Regions from separate parts of the Homo sapiens genome. Here region 2 is linked to region 1. The links are chromatin loops, found by intact Hi-C in ENCODE. Cell type or tissue: psoas muscle. All regions are shown on one strand.

Evidence for each region. Hi-C counts contacts between places; a loop is a spot of excess contacts. Peaks named below come from ENCODE experiments on the same cell type or tissue, not always from the same donor. Only the 100,000 strongest peaks of a DNase experiment are listed, where the experiment ranks them.
Region 2: a loop joins it to region 1, with 4 times the contacts of the local background. A loop is called at or near these places in 15 of 110 quality-filtered maps.

What each region holds. Positions count from the first base shown.
Region 1 is chr4:8,913,619-8,921,618 of GRCh38, forward strand. No RefSeq gene overlaps it. Among named protein-coding and RNA genes, the nearest start is that of HMX1, 46 kb to the left of the region's middle. In psoas muscle, a CTCF peak has its summit at 4,562 (motif pointing left); a DNase peak (open chromatin) is centred at 4,553; H3K27me3 peaks cover 2,323 bases.
Region 2 is chr4:8,469,561-8,477,560 of GRCh38, forward strand. It overlaps TRMT44 (tRNA methyltransferase 44 homolog), which reads left to right. Exons shown (of 11, transcript NM_152544.3): 10 at 1,524-1,640; 11 at 6,212-6,995. The coding sequence ends at 6,441. Among named protein-coding and RNA genes, the nearest start is that of TRMT44, 33 kb to the left of the region's middle. RefSeq lists an enhancer at 1,705-2,353. In psoas muscle, no CTCF peak of the experiment used is centred here; a DNase peak (open chromatin) is centred at 3,188; H3K27ac peaks cover 261 bases.

The DNA of each region.
Region 1 (8,000 bases):
TCCCTACCGCTGGCAGTAGTCGCCAGGAAGACCCACGGGCTTTGCTTGGACAGCTTCAGGTCCCGGAGTGCCCCAAGGATGCCGGGCGTGTGTGGACCTGTCGCTTACAGGCGGCACTGCTTCCCCCTATAATGCATACATTGAAGCCCTAATCCCCAGGACCTTAGAATGTGACCTGACTTGGAAGTAGGGTCATTGCAGGGGTAATTAGTTCAGATGAGGTCCATCAGAGTCAGGCAGGCCCTTAATCCAACATGACCGGTGTCCCCATAAAAGGTGGATGTTTGGACCCAGCCATGTCCACAGAGAGAACGTGGTGGGAAGGTTACAGTCACGCTCCCCCAAGCCAAGGGACCACCAGGGCTGAGAGAGAGGCCTGGAACAGACCATGCCCTTGTGCCTGCAGGGGAGCCTGGCTCTGCCAACACCTCGATTTCAGACTTCCAGCCTTCAGGGCGAGGGAGAGCACGTGTCTGCTGCTCAACACCCCCGCCTGTGGGGCTGGGCATGGCAGCCCTGGGAATCCACCATAGCCACTCATAAAACAAACAAATGCCTGGAAAATGGAGCTGTCTGATGAAGGTTTACATTCCAGAGCGTCCACCAGGTAGACTATTATGGGGTGCCTCAATGGCGATTACCGACGATCACCTTAGAACCCATGAAGGCATGTGCTGCATGATGGGGGAAAGGCGTGAAGGCTGGCAGGTGCGCTGTGGACACAGGGCCCCAGCCTAACCCGGAGACTCCTTAGACAACGGGAATGAAACATGCTAAAGATCATCTCACAGAAAACTAGCCCCAGATGTGGCTCTCCACCCACTGCTTCTTTAGGAAGGCAGATTCCCCCTGGGGCAGGCCCCAGCCTCGTCCCCAGGACTGACGGGAACCGCGGGGTGTGGGACAGGGGCAGCCTCAGGGCGGCTCCTGGTTCCACCTAGCACAAGCTCACCAGACCCTAACCTCGTTTGCTTTTAGGCTTCCCAAGTGCCAGGGTCCTAGACCCCTCGTCCGTGCCCCGGCCACCGCCTGTCGAGGCCTCCGAGGTCAGCTTCAAGGTGTGTGTGTGGATGACCGGGCCCCCAGCGGTTGACCGGACCCCCAGTGGGCTCCAGAGCCATTCTGCCTTCTTCACCCTCACCCTCGTTTATGTTCCAAGAGTCCTGGGTTTCCTCAGGTGCAGCTTCAGGGGGCTCTGCCATGGGAGGCCGGTGTGCCGTGGGCTGTGGGCCATGGGAGGCCAGTGTGCTGTGGGAGGCTGTGTGCCATGTGCCATGGGCCTCCCCTGAGAGCAGCTGTTGTTTGTAACAAAATCGCCCTGTGTTGACGTCTTCGGCACAGCTCACGCTCACCTGCAGCTTCATGGGAAGCAGGCATCGCCTCGGTGACGCCTCACCGGGTCCAGGTTCGGGAGCCCCAGAGTCCTGAGAAGCAGAATCGTCAGTGCCCATGCATCCAGGGGTAGGCAAGGGCCCAAATCTCTGCCCGGCCACTTCCTGGCTCTGTGACCTCAGGAAAGGCACCCAGTGCTCTGGGCCTCAGCTTCCTGCACCTGTAACACGAGGACGATCATGCCCGCCTTACCAAGCATAGGATTGGGTGAGATTATGTGAGGGGTGGTCCAGTGCCAGGGTTCCAGGCAGTCACCACCACCACAGGCAAAGCCATGGTGCCCTCCTTGCTGCCCCGGAGGGTGTCAGGGGCCAGAGGATGGGCTGCAGCAGCGCCAGCTCAGGGGCTGGACAGAGACAAGGCGGGCTGGGGGCTACTGTTGCTGCCATACAGAGTCTTCCTCTGTCTGCTCGCAGAATCTCATGGCCGTTGCTGTTACAGGACACTGACTCGAGAGACGAGAGAGACACCAGAACGACACCCACAATTGCTCCTTCCATCTGTTCAGAGAACTTGGGGGTGCCTGCTGAGTGCTGGGCCCTAGTGGGGTGCTGGAGACGCTGTGACGAGGACTCCCCCCAGGAGGGGCAGGGATGCAGCCGTGGGCAGAAGTCATCCCAAGGAGGCAGGTGGTCACCCCTACACAGCCTGGGGCTGGCAGAGGAGGGGAGACCAGGGTCCACGGGGAAGGAAGTTGAAGGCTCAGCAGGCTTCGTGACCTTGCCTGGTGAGTGGGATTTGGACACCCAGGACGGGAAGGTATGGAGGGTGGGGGACGGGAGAAGGAGGACTAGGCTGGGAAGCAGTGAGCAGAACCACTGGGTGCACAGAGCCAGCTGTCGTGTGCACACCTGGTGCTATCAGGGAACCGTCGGGTGCACAGAGCCAGCTGTCAGGTGCCCACCTGGCGCTACCAGGGTCCCCACTTGGATTATGTCTGGTGGGTGGACTCTGGAGATGGCAGCTGCTGCTGTCTACAGCGCCCTGTGTCCTAAGACCTGCAGCTAGCCGACAAGGCTCCGGTGATGTCCTAGAGTGTCTCAGGACAGAGGGGGCCTGTGGAGCTCACTCCCTCCCCTCCAGCCGAGGCCTCGCCATGCCAATCTTCATGCCACCTTGCTGTTTCTTGGGCAACACCTGTGTCTCTGCCCAAGCTGTGACCAGGTGCAGGCCCCCGGCTATCGGCGTGGGAAGAGCAGCTTCTGGGGGGTCTTCTTAGGACCTGGAGAGCTGTGGCTGTGTGGGAGGGTGCAGGGAGCAAGTGTCCTCTTAGGGTCAGGAGCCCCCTCTGACCCTGGTCACTGTCCAGTCATCAAGTGGGTTGCCTGGGGTGGTGAGCAGCCTGTCCTTGAAGGTGTGAGCCGGGACCGTGTGCTCGGCTCAGCCAGACAAGTTTTCTCAAGCCAGAACTGCCCTGAGCGCTCGTCCAAGCGGCCCCCACCCCCTGTGCCAGCCTCGCTGTGCTGTGCAGTTCCAGTTCCATCACAGCAGTTCTTCCTCTGGATGGGGACAGACAGCCCAGCCCTGAATTATTCATGCTGACTCTTGCAGTCTCCGAGCTTGACACCCCATCAAGGAAATGCGTGGTAAATGCAGTGATTTATGCAGGTACTTAAGGCCACAGTGGCTCTGCCCAACCGCCTGGAGGTGATCCAGGCCCCATCTCTCCCCATGCAGGCTTCCTGGAGGTTCCTGGAGGTCTGGCAGTGCAGGTGGGCAGGACCCTTCCAGTTGGGTACCAGGAAGGGATGTGGCCTCTGCGGGGTGCCCCAAAGGGATCCCTCACCTGGAGTGCACTCAGAGCCCCCCTCCCCTGCTATCTGGGCCTGGGCTGAGCTCAAGGGTCCCAAGCAGAGGGAAGGCCAAAGGGGAACACTGCAGAGGGATGCTGGGAAACCCTCTTGCCAGCTCCTGTTCACTGCACTTCACAGTGACTGAGCCTGGGAAACAGCTCAGCTCACTGCAGTTGGGCAGAGAGGGAAACTGAGTCATGGGGTCATTTACCCAGGCCACATGATCAGTCTTTCCCCCATGATCTCTAGGATCTAGGCTAGTGGGGATCATATCTATATCTGGGCATCTCTCTGCCCAGGTTGAGCAATATGGACAAATCATTCATTCATTCATTCATTCATTCATTCATCTGTTCCCAGCTCAGCCACCTACTGGCCTGAGGCCTTGGGTTAGGGACTCAGCTCCCACATGCCTGGTTTCATATGCAGAATGGAGACGACAGCTCCTGCCTCACATCTGTGGTGGGAACGACATGAGTTAGTGCAGGTAAAGGGTTCAGAACAATGAGGTGCACAGAGCCAGCTGTTGGGTTCACACCTGGCACTATCAGGGTCCCCACTCGGATTATGCCTGGTGGCTGGACTCTGGAGATGGCAGCTGCCGCTGTCTACAAGGCCCTGTGTCCTAAGATGTACAGCTCGCTGACAAGGCTGCGGCAATGCCCCAGAGCTTCTCAGGACAGTGGGGACCTGTGGAACATCAGGCAGTACGCACTGGTCGGTACTTTTAGCAGGGCCTTTGGATGGAGCGAGAGGCCTCCCTGCCACACTCCAGCTCCTGACCCTTGTGCCTCAGGCCCAGACCCAGTCCTACCGACGAACATTCACAGAGTATTGCTGTGTGCAGGCCCCCAGGCTCAGGGCTGGGCTAAGCCACTGCAAGAAAGCCATCAGCAGCCCCTCCGCTGGACGCTCTTCTGGGATCCCTTGAATGGGGAGGGACCAGGACTGCTCCAGCCACAGCCTGGGAGAGCCACAGGGCAGGTGCCAGGCGGACTGAGGCTGAATGGAGAGAGAGAGAGAGAGAGAGAGAGAGAGAGAGAGAGAGAGAGAGAGAGAGAGACAGAGAGAAACCCCCCAGGCAGGCCGACCTGGGGATAGCTGAGCAGGGGCACAGAAAGGCAGGGACAGATGAGGAGGAAGGCAGAGACTGTGCCCTCCCTCAGCTCCTCAGCGGCGTGGGTTCCTCTGGCACTGACCTGACCCGGGAGGAGATGACGTCTGCCCCAGGAGGGCCCCCTGCTCAGATGAGGTGCCCTGTGGCAGGGAAGCCCAGGCGGCTGTGCAGAAGAAGGCTGGGAGCCCAGCCCACCCATCCGCAGTGCCCAGAGAAGCAGGCAGGGCCTGTCTGTGGCACAATGGTGCCACCCAGTGGCCATACCCCCAAATCGCACCTGTGCCAGGACCAAAGCTGGGCAGGCAACCCGCGAGAGGTGGAGGTACCCTGCGACCTGAATATTTAGTAAATACAAACTCCACGGGACACTCAGTTAAAGGAAGATTTCAGACGAACGTTGAGTAATTTCTTTAGAATGTGTCCTAAATATTGCACCGGACAAACTCACACTAAACAGTGTTTGTTTATCTGAAATTCATCTTTACCTGGGCTTCCTGTATTTTATCTGTACTTATTTACCTTAGCCTCAAGTGACTTTTAGGACAACAAAGGTTTACTTGGGGTAAACACCATTGGGCTGTTGGGCCTTGGGGTATAAAGGGGCGGTTCTGCTGCCTCCTGCTTATTTCCTGGGGCTTAGAGCAAACTGAAATAGACAGGGGCGCTTCCTTCGGGGCAGGCACCCTGCTAAGCAGTCAGGTATTTAATCCTCACGCACAACCCATGTGGGTAACACCACTGTGTCTTCACTTTACAGATGGGGAAACTGAGGCTCAGAGAAGCAAATCGACTTGCTCCTAACTAGAAGGTGACCTGCTGTGCACTGAATGTTTGTGGCCCCCCAGTTCCTTCCTTCCTTCTTTCCTTCCTTCATTCCTTTATTCTTTCTTTTTCTTTCTTTCTTTCCTTCCTTCCTTCCTTCCTTCCTTCCTTCCTTCCTTCCTTCCTTCCTTCCTTCCTTTCTTTCTTTCTTTCTTTCTTTCTTTCTTTCTTTCTTTCTTTCTTCTTTCTTTCTTTCCTTCCGTCCCTTCCTTTCTCATTCTTCTTTTTCTTTCTTTCTCTTTCTTTCTTTCTTGCTTGCTTGCTTGCTTTCTTTCTTCTTTCTTTCCCTCCCTCCCTTCCTTCCTTTCTCTTTCTTCTCTTTCTTTCTTTCTTTCTTTCTTTCTTTCTTTCTTCTTTCTTTCTTTCCTTCTTTCTTTTTCTTTCTTCCTTCTTTCTTTCTTCTTTCTTTCTTTCTTTCTTTCTTTCTTTCTTTCTTTCTTTCTTTCTTTCTTTCTTTCTTTCTTTCCCTCTCTCTCTCTTTCATTCTTTCTTTCTCTCTCTTTCTTTCGAGATGGAGTCTTGCTCTGTCACCCAGGCAGATTGTGCAGTGGTGCAATCTCCACTCACTGCAACCTCCGCCTCCTGGATTCAAGTGATTCTCCCGTCTCAGCCTCCTGAGTAGCTGAGATTACAGGCACACAGCACCACATCCGGCTAATTTTTGTATTTTTAATAGAGACGGGGTTTTGCCATGTTGGTCAGGCTGGTCTCAAACGCCTGATCTCAAGTGATACCCCCGCCTCAGCCTCCCAAAGTGCTGGGACTATAGGTGTGAGCCACCACACCCGGCCTGCTGCCCACCCCCCATTTCTATGTTGAAGCCCTGATCCCCAGTGTTAGGAGGGGACTGCAGGAAGTGATTATCTCATCCCACGGAAGGCCTCATAGAAGGATCGGTGCCTTTATAAGAAGAGACCAGAGTGTGTGCTCTCTCCCTGGCCTCCCACCACGTGGGGACACAGCATGGACCAAGCAAGACAGCAGAGAGCCTCATCAGACACCACTGTGTGAGCACCTTGACCTGGGCCTTCCAGCCTCCGGAGCTGTGAGGATGTCCACGTCTGTTGCTTCAGCCCCACAGTCTGTGTTACTTTTATTACAGCAGCTCGAACACACAAAGACACTCTCTAAGGGCTCCGCTTCGAGACACTGCCCCTCCCCTGCACAGACACCATTGGGGGTGACTGGTACATTGTACCGATCGGGAGCCTGGGAGAGTGGGATGATACCACGGACAGTGCCAGAGCTGAGACTGGCACCAACATCAGATGGGCCCTGCCTGAGGTTGGCAGAGAACTCTGCCTGTCTCTTTCAGGGGAGAAGAAGCCATGGAGGAGAAGTGGGGGGCATGCAGCTCCTGGGCCACCGAGCCCGGGCCGGGCCACTGCACTTCCCAGCAATGCTGTTCCCAGGAGGGCGTGCTGTGAAGTCCCCCAAAGAGCAGAGAGCGGCTGCAGCTGGCCTGGCTGCAGAGAGCCCACGGCCATCACAAGGGCAGGTGCAGCCCAGGGCCGAGTCCCAGCTCCAGGCTGGCTCCAAGGATGTGGGGACAGGCCATCTGGGGCTTGGGCTCCCTTGTCCTTCCCACCGTTCCAAGAGGGCTAGGTGAACACCCACTGTTCCAGGTGCCAGGGCTATGGAAGGGTCCAGGCAGGCACAGCTCCAGCCCCGTGAGCCAGCCTTCAGACCATGGGGACTGGGGACAGATGATTCTGTGGTTCTCGCAAGTTGGTTCTGGGGATTCTTAGGGGAAGGGGCTCCAGCTCTCTGTGGGGGTCAGAGGAGACCTTGGGTTGAAGCACACAGGAAGGCGGGAGTCTGCCGGGCTGGGGAGGAGAGCTCTGGGACAAACAGCACAGTGAGCACCAAGATCCAGGGGTAGAAGTGAGCTTGGGTATTCTAGGAACAGCGAGGTGGCCCGGGCAGCTGAGTGGCGTCGGGGAGGGGACACACCATGGAGAGATGAGTCAGAGGGGTCCAGACAGATGTCACCAGCAAGACCACCAGGAGCCGCAGGTGGGGAGCTGTGCAACCTCATGTATTTATGGGCAGGGAGACACCGTGACGTGGCTCCTGTAGGCGTCCAGGCCTGAGGGGTGGGGCCCGGGCCTGAGTGGGAGGGCTGGAGGGGGAGGATGCCCCAGATTTGGGGTTTGTGCTGAACATGGTGCCATCAGGATTTTCTGAGGGATTGATGTGGGGCACAAGAGAAACTGAGCCACAAGGACAATTGGAAAGCTCTGGACGGGGGAGATGCAGAAGACCGAGTGGGCTTCTATGCGTACTGAGTGGGACACCCCAGTGAAGGTGGCAGGGATCCCTTGGACACGTGATTGGGTGCACGCTCCAGTTGCATAGGCCGGAGGTCTGGGCTGGAGGCATGAACTTGGGAGTCGGCAGCCTGGGAGTGAGCCTGGGGACCTCCCCGGGGGAGGTCCTGCTCACTGCAGAGGCCCCGGCCCCAACTGCAGTCACAAGTACCTGCAAGTGTCACCACCTCACTGAGGCCTGGAGAGAGTTGTCCTGGCAGCCAAGGCAGACCTGTTGAGCCAAGTGATGTCCACCACCCCTGACAGCATCCTGCTCGCTGGTGACTCCCAGGAGAGTAAAGGGAAAGGCAAAGGGAAATCAGACTTTAAATGGGTGGGCCCCCTTCTCTCTCAGTATAGATGGGAAAATTGAGCCCCAGGAGGCTAAGGGAGATGCCTGAAGGACAGAGTGTTCTTTCCGGTTCTCTAGAACCGGAAAGAAAGTGTAATAGCTTCCCTGGCTGCCCTAACAAACCACCACAAACTTAGTGGCATAAAACAACACAGATGTGTTTTCTCACATACTGGAGGTCAGAACTCCAACAAGAGTCTCACTGTGTTAAAGTC
Region 2 (8,000 bases), 440 kb before region 1:
GGATGGACGGCTTTCGGTGGGTGAGGAGGAAGGAGGAACAGACCTGGAGATGGAGAGCGGGGATGGGTGAGCGGTGGGCTCAGTCCTGCCTGCGCCTTGGAACTTGGGAATCAGGGCACCTAACAGGCTCTGGACCCCCGTCCCCTCCAGATGGGTGTCCGTGGGTCTGGGGCTTGTTAGGGACTCTCCACGTGGCCTTGGCCTCTCAGCCCACTGCCTCCCTCCCGCCCACAGGCGGCCTTCAGGGCCTTTGGTCGCCCCCACCCAGCCTGTCCTCAGGCAGGCACCTCTGCGTTTCTGTGCCTGTGGGCCATGTGTGGCTCTGTCTCCAGGACCTCACCCATCCTAGCTCGGCGTCTGTCCCTGTGGGACACTGCTGAGAAATAGGGTAGGAAAGGGCCCTGCCCTCAAGAGGCTCCAAGTCCTGCCTGGCTAGGAGTCAAGACCGCACACGTCAAAGGATGAGAAACCAAGAGGCCGGATATGCCAGGCCAGGAGGCACCCATGGCTGAGTGTGAGATTCCCTGTTATGGAGTCCATGCTGGGCCAGAGCCGGGGCAACAGGGAAGGCTGACTGGGACAATATGTGATCTTTTTTAAAACACTCCCGCTCCTCTCAGAATGGATTTGAGACAGCCGAGAGGTGGACTCAGAAGGTTGGCCAGGCTGGGTGGGCAGGATTCTCGCAGCAGCTGCGACAGCGGCTGCCAGCACCAGGCTCCTGGGTCAGGAGTGTGGTGTCCTGATCCGTAGGGGTCTGACAGGCTCAGCTGCATACAGACAGGCGCCGTCTCCTCCGCTCTCCTGCAGCTTGGGAGGGTGTGGATAAGATGTGAGGTGCAGCACCTGGCAGATAGGAAGTTCCTGGCAAATACATGCAGGAAAACCAGCTTTCATTCATATCCAATTTGATGTTTTGGTAATAAATGACTTTAATGTCACCAGGTTTTCTGATTAGAGCATTTTGAAATACCTGCAGGCTCTCAAAGCAGAAATTCGAATGGGAAAGAGACCATCACTGTGGTGTCTGTGCTGTTCCTTTTTTTAGTGCCTAGCATGGCCTTGCTGGCCACCCTAGAGCCGGTAGCGCCAGGCTGGCTGCCCCATGGTTGGAGCAGCCACTGGGAAGGCTCAGGCCCCAGGCTTGCCAGCTTGGCCTTCCTTCTTTAGTCTGAGAAACCCTGGCTCCAAACAGCCACCCCCCTTCATGGGTCACCAGTGAGAAGAGCTTGAGGTGACCACCCAGAGCAGGCAGCATCACCTGACGCCTGGCCCTGTGCGGGCATGGGGCATGTGTGGGGCTGCGTCTTGTCAGGCTGTGCCACCTTAGCTGGGTGGGGACGCCACGGCCCTCACGGTTTGGTGCGGTGTGGTGTGGGTTAGGTGAGATGGAATCGTCCTTCGTGCTGGAGTGCATAACGCGTGTGAGTGTATGGAACTGAAATGGACTGTTTCTGCCTGTGTGACAGGTTCGTAATATTTTGCTGTTGTTTTGGGGAAAAAAAAAACCCGTTTTTCCACAGAGAGCCTATCTCTGGCAGAAGTAGCCAACGAGCTGGACACGGAGACCCTGCGGAGGCTGAAGCGGGAGTGTGGGGGCCTGCAGACGCTGCTCCGGAACAGCCACCAGGTGTTCCAAGGTACGGAGTCCGCCTCTCCCCCGCCGTTCTTTCCTTCTTTTTCCCCCTTTTTTCAGTTAAATAATGTTTTATTTTAGAGTGGTTTAGACTCACTGAAGAATCTGACAGAAGCAGCAAGTTCCGCGGTGCCCCACCCAGCTCTGACGTGGGTGGCATTTGACCTCAGGGTGGGACGTGGGTCACCCCGTTCCCTCCTTGCTCCTCTGGACCTCGTCCCATGCGATGTCCCCAGGCTGGTCTCTCTCCCCCTATGCTGTGCTTGCTGACGCCTCAGCTCCACTTGCTCCACGCAGGACAGAGCAAGTCGGGTAGCCGCTGGCCGGTCCCCTGTTGGCTGGGGGTCATTGTTTGGCGTCATCTTTAGCTGCTGCAAACTGAAAGCATCCTGAGCCACAGAGCCAGGGTGGGGAGTGGGAAGAGTGAGCCCTGCCCCACAGGCGGAGGCCTGGACTCCTGTGGCCCTCGCCCCACGGGCCTGGGCAGGCGGAGGTCCTGGTACCCAGTTCCCCTGCTCCCCAACGCCCTGTGACTCCAGGACTGCCAGGGTATGGGGAGGCAGGAGGGCCCTCCACCCGCTTGTCCATTCACTCAGCCCGCAAAGCAAGGCAGACACATCCCTGGCCTTCTGGAGCCGGTGGTGCAGTGAGGGAGGGGGGAGATGTAGCAGGTGCTCACCCAGGTGCCAGTGGTGTACACACTTCCATCATCTGCAGCTTCCAGGTGTGCACAGAGGGGGCAGGAACAGGGCAGGGAGCCATGGTTTACCAGCGCCAGCGGCTGGGGAGTTTGCCATAACTTGCTTTGTGGCGCTTTTTTTTTTTTTTTCCTCTTTCTGTAAGTATTTTAAAGCAAATTCTAGCTAGCATGCTATTTCACCCCTAAGTACTTCCACGTGCATCTTTAAGAATAGTAGGTGTCTTCTTGTGTCACCACCATGCCCTAAGCACACATTTCTGTGAGTTGTGATGTGCAGGGAGAACTGGCCTGGCCCGAGTGGGCTCAGGAGGGCTTTACTTAGGAAATGACACTTGAGCTGGGCCTGGAAGGAAAAGAGGAGTCAGGAACAGAGAACAGCTTTAGGCAGAGCGAACAGCATTTGCAAAGAGCCAGGGTTGGGAGGAGTAAGAGTGGGAGCTGGTCGGGTTACAGCCGCCATGACCAGGAAAAGGACTGGGCCTCTGATGGGTAGGGATGACACCGAAGTCACAGTGGGAAGGAGTGGCCTGGCTTACACCCTAGCTTCTGGGTCCCCTGCCCATGAAGTAGCCGTGGGGATCAGGTGCAGTACAGTGTCTGGCTCTCTGGGTGTGTGAGAGAGCACAGGTGTGTGTGCCATTCCTCATGTGTACACAAGAGTGCAAGCGTGTGGGTTTGTGCACACACACACACTGCCTTTGTGTGCCTGCCTGCTCCTGGAGAGCTGAACTTGGCTTTCAGCTGAACTGGCCTCTCTAGGTGAGAGCTGCTGTTGGGTGGGGGGCCGGTGAGCATGGTTGGAGCCTGTGTTTCTCGGGGCAGGCGCAGAAGCGTGTCCCTGAGGCTGCCCCCAGAGTAGACACTGGGCCTGCAGTGCTGGCTGGGCTGGGCCTGCTGGCTGGGCTGGGCCTGCTGCCTGGAGTCTGCTCTTCCTTGCATAGAGCTTTAGGCAGTTAGAATACTTCCCACCTCCACGGGGCCTCTTTCTGTCTTTCCCAACACTTGTTTTTGTTGGTTTCCTGAAATACTGTCTTTTTCACCCATGATGAGTCTGCTTGTATGTCAGTGTTTTTCTGTGCAGGTCACCCTGGGGGGGCAAACTTGTTTTTGGAAACGCTTCTGAGTAGGAGGCCTGGGAATTGGGTTCCAAATAAACATTCTCCTCCAGTCATGCGAAAACTATGCTCTGAAGCTGGGTCTTATCTCTGTATGAGGTTTAGGTTTTGTTTTAAGCTAACGTGGCTAGTCTCAGAAAATGTTTATGAGAGTGAGGAATTGGAAATGTTTCCAGATGGCTTCAGGTCAGCCAGCCCTGAGCATGACCCATGAGGGCCACAAGGGCCAGCCCTGCCTCTGTCCCTGCCCCTTCCTGAGGCCGCCAAGGGGCGGCGCGCTGCATCCATGCTGGCTGGTATGGAGCCTGGCACCGTGCTGCCGGGTACACGCGGGGCCTCATCTCATCCTGCACTCATGGCAGAGCAGGCCTTTCCTCCTTGAACATGTAGACAAGTCTCAGAGAGGTCAGTGCGCCGGCCCGATGTCTCCCAGTGAGTGGAGAGGCCACGCCACAGTCCGGGCCAGGTCTGACCCAGCACTGGCACCCCTGAGCCTATGGCATCATCCGAGGACTGTAATCCTCAACCCGTTCCTCAGAGCAACTTGGTGAAAGGGAGTGTCTGTCTGCTGTCAGAAGCAGTGGTGGAGATGGCGGCTCCTGTGCTGAGGTAGAGTCCCAGGGGATGCGCACGGTAAGGAGGGAGGAGGCGGCAGGAACTTGGGTGGAGCAGACTGTGGCTCTGTGGTTCCATTTCAAAATGAGGAGCACATTTCCAGAGGAGGAGAGTCTTTCTAGCTGTTGGTTGTCTTTCTAGCTGGCTAGAGCAAGTGCCTCTGGAAGGCCGCCCCTTCTGGCACCTGGCCAGATGGGGGCTCAGGTGTTAAGAGGGGCGGCCGGGAGCTACCTGCCATGTCCAGGGTTGTAGACACGGGGAGTGGGTCAGTGAGGCTGGGCCAGCCTGGAGCCTGCCTGCGCCGTTCGGGAGCCTCATCTCTATCATCAGCGCCCGCTCCTCAGTCCTTAGACACCCTGCAGGTCCTGCTTCCAAAACATGGTTGGGTGTGCTCTTAACTCCGGAGCCGCGTGGGAGGGCCTGCCGCCAGCTGGCCTGTCACGTTGTGGTGGGGAAGGGGGTGCCGAGGCTGGCTCTGAGGGGAATCTGTACTCAGCCTTTGGCCTCAGTGATCCCCCACCCCCCATTCTCTTGACAGGTCAGGGCATCAGGCCAGAGGCCCCTCACTGTTTGGGATCATGGGGAGTTGGGGGGAAGCTCTGGCCCCTGGGGCTCCTCCTGAGCACCCTTTAGAGGGTTCCAGGTCCCTCAGTGGCCAGGATGTGCCCTTCTGTGCTGCGCCAGGAGGTGCTGCTGTGGGGACATGGGCAGAGTGTCGCGGGACTGCCTTAACAGGAGACTTCAGGTTAAGAAACCTCAGCTCCAATGTTGGGAGGCGAGACAGAGAGGCAGCCGTGGGAGGGCAAACAGGGTCAGGCCTGGCCTTGGCGGTGCTTCCAGCCAGGCTGTGAGGGTGAGCCCCCAACTGTGGCGCCGTTCTCTGGGCTCATTTCTCTAGTTTCAGGGGAAACTGTAAAACATCAGTCTGTCAAAAGCACACAGGCTCGTTATTGCCACACACAAGGTGATTTGAAGGCAGAATTCGAGCTTTAATTCCTACACTTTCAAGTTCTCTTTGGAAGTCGGTGAGCCAGACTTCCTCACTGAGGCTCCTTTATTCCCCCGAGCCTTCTGTCGTGAGCGGTTTCCTAGCTTCCAGCGAGAACCAGGAAGGAGGTGGTTGCTTTGGCCATGTTTCACGGGGAGTTGTTGGATTCCCACAAGGAAACGGCCAAATGGGAGCGTAGGGGGGTATCTCGGCCCAATTTGGGCGGCGGGGTCAGGAGGCAGCCTAGAGGAGGCCTGCGAGGCCTGGGACCCAGGTGACGAGCGGGCCCACAGCAGCCCTCTCCTGGCCCCACCCCACTCTGATGTCCCTCCAGCTCCCCAGTTTGGAGATCAGCCCTGGCCATTGGGTCCCAGTGGCACTTTCAGAGGGGGTATCTAAACTACTGCACATAGGCAGGTCCCCCTTCGTGTTCCTGTTCCAGAGCTCATTGGCCTCTGTTACTCCACACTTGCACCTGGAGGGGCTCCGGTTGGGAGGCGCATGTAAACCCAGTGCACCGGGACGGCACCAAGGAGCAGAGGCTGCCCTGCACCAGCCCCGTCCTTAGACTGCGTGGAGGGACCTGCGCCTTGCCCCTCTTTCTGCCCGTAATGCTGACACAGTCCTCAGAGGTCGGGGCTGCAGCACAGATGTTTTCTCGTGTTTCGGCTCTCACACCGTGGTCCCTCCTTCCTCCACTCAAGTGATCCTTCTAAAATGGTGGCTCTGCAGGACCTGCCTCTCAGCCAGAGGGAAGGTCGGTGGCCTCAATGATGAGGCCACAAGGGACCCAGCTCTGTCCTCTGCCCTCCCCTCTGGCTGTCCCTCGAATGTGGCCAGTCCTGGTGCAGTCTGTCCTGGGACACTCGGGTTTGCTGCTGCTTTGCCTAAAATGCTCTTCCTGGGTCTGCGCAGGGCTGCCGCTCACTTCCCGCAGGGCTCACCTTCCCCGGCCTTGCCTGAAGACACATCCCATACCTCAGTCACTCCCACTGGAGGCAGACTCACTGTGACCAGCAGGAACTCTAGGCTGTGTTCCGGTTGTATCCCTGACCCTGGATTGGCACCTCCCGTGGCGTGGGAGCTAAAGAGAGGCTGGTGAATTAAGGAACTTTCAGGTTTACTTCTCAGTGTGTCTTCTCTGTTCCAAACCACAGTTGTGAATGGGAGAGTTCACATCCGCGACTGGCGAGAGGAGACACTGTGGAAGACAAAGCAACCGGAAGCGAAACAGAGACTGCTCTCTGAAGCCTGCAAAACCCGCCTCTGCTGGTTCTTCATGCATCACCCTGATGGCTGCGCTCTGTCCACGGACTGCTGCCCGTTTGCCCATGGGCCTGCGGAGCTGCGGCCACCCCGGACCACCCCGAGGAAGAAGATTTCATGAGCTGCATCCTTGCCAGCCGAGGCCTGGTTGGGGAGGCCAAACCAAGGAGAGCTTCCCCAGCAGTCGTCAGTGCTGTGGTCTCTGCTCTGGCTGTGTTTCAGCCCACCTCCTCCCAGCTTTCTCCACATCCTCACAGTGATGAACCGTATTTCATAAACATCACACGCCAGAGAAGCCACAGTTACTCGGAAGCCCCCAGCTGACTGCCTGGCTTGTTTCAGATGCAGCCGCTTGAAACGTGCGCAGCATCTTCATATCATAAAGATTGTGCACGGATCCTTACAATGTCTCCTGGGGGAGAGCGGCTGAGGCTGCCTTGCACAGGCCCTTCCCAGGGCGCTGTCCGACGCCTGCCCCACCATGTCCACATCTGTGAAGAGGATGGGGCTCCTCGAGAAGTAAGACCGTATCTGCCAGCGTTTCTCACCACACTGGAGAGCAGCTGCTCTGGAGCAGGGATCCACCAGATTGGTATTTTTAAAAAAGGTGTCAGGCTTGCTATGTTGAGGTTGTTTTTAGAGTTACAGAGAATAAAAACACTCATAATTTCCTGACATGGGCCACTCTAAGTGGCATGAAAAAAAAATCCTAAGTGAATTGTTGACAGGGCTTTAAAAATGTAAATATCACAGATGACAAAGGTAAGACCTACACCTTCCTCCCTCCTCCATGAGACCCTCTCCCCAGAAATACTGCAGCAGTCCTTTTTAGTCCTTCCAGAAAAAAAAATCCTGATTTGTTTCTCTTTTATTTTTATGAAGTGATAGGGTCTTGATCTCTCGCCCAGGCTGGAGTGCAGTGGCAAGATCATAGCTCACTGCAGCTTTGAACTCCTGGGCTCAAGCCATCCTTCTGCCTCAGCCTGTCAAGTGACTGGGACTGTAGATGCACGCCACCATGCCTGGCCAACTTTTAAAATTTTAGAGGCGGGGTCTCGCTATGTTGCCCAGGCTGGCCTTGAACTCTTGGGTTCATGCAGTCCTCCCACCTCAGCCTCCCAAAGTGCTGGCATGACAGCTGCGAGCCATGGCGTCTGACCCCCGATGTTTCTATTTAAAGTTATTTCTATGGTTTTATACAAAAGGTCACATGCAGTCCACACTGTTCTGCCGTTGACTTTCTGCAGTGTACCCTGGTGCCTCTCCATTGGGTATATCTGCCTGATTATTGGCAGCAGCCGTGTGGCATTCCGTGGCAGCGCCGCACTCATCACACCTGAGCAGTGAGAATAAATGGGCATCTTCTCTGAAGGCACCTCAGCTCTGCAGCACCACGGGGCGGCGCTGCCACGGGCCCAGACCCTGCCCTCTGAGTTCCAAGTCAGTCCCAGAGCGCAGATCCCAGGCTGAGGATGTGCCAGGAGGTGCCTGGCCCTGGAAGTGTCCACCCTTCATCTTACTGGGAGACTGGCGCTCCGTGGCCCTTTGGGGCAGGCCCCAGTTTGTCGAGCAGCTGCAGCTCTGACTAGTGAGGCACAAGGGAGCTCTGCTGAGGCCTCTGGGGTCCCCACGCTGGGAAGTTCTCCCTGCAGGGGACACCTGGTGTAGAAGCCCCGAGGG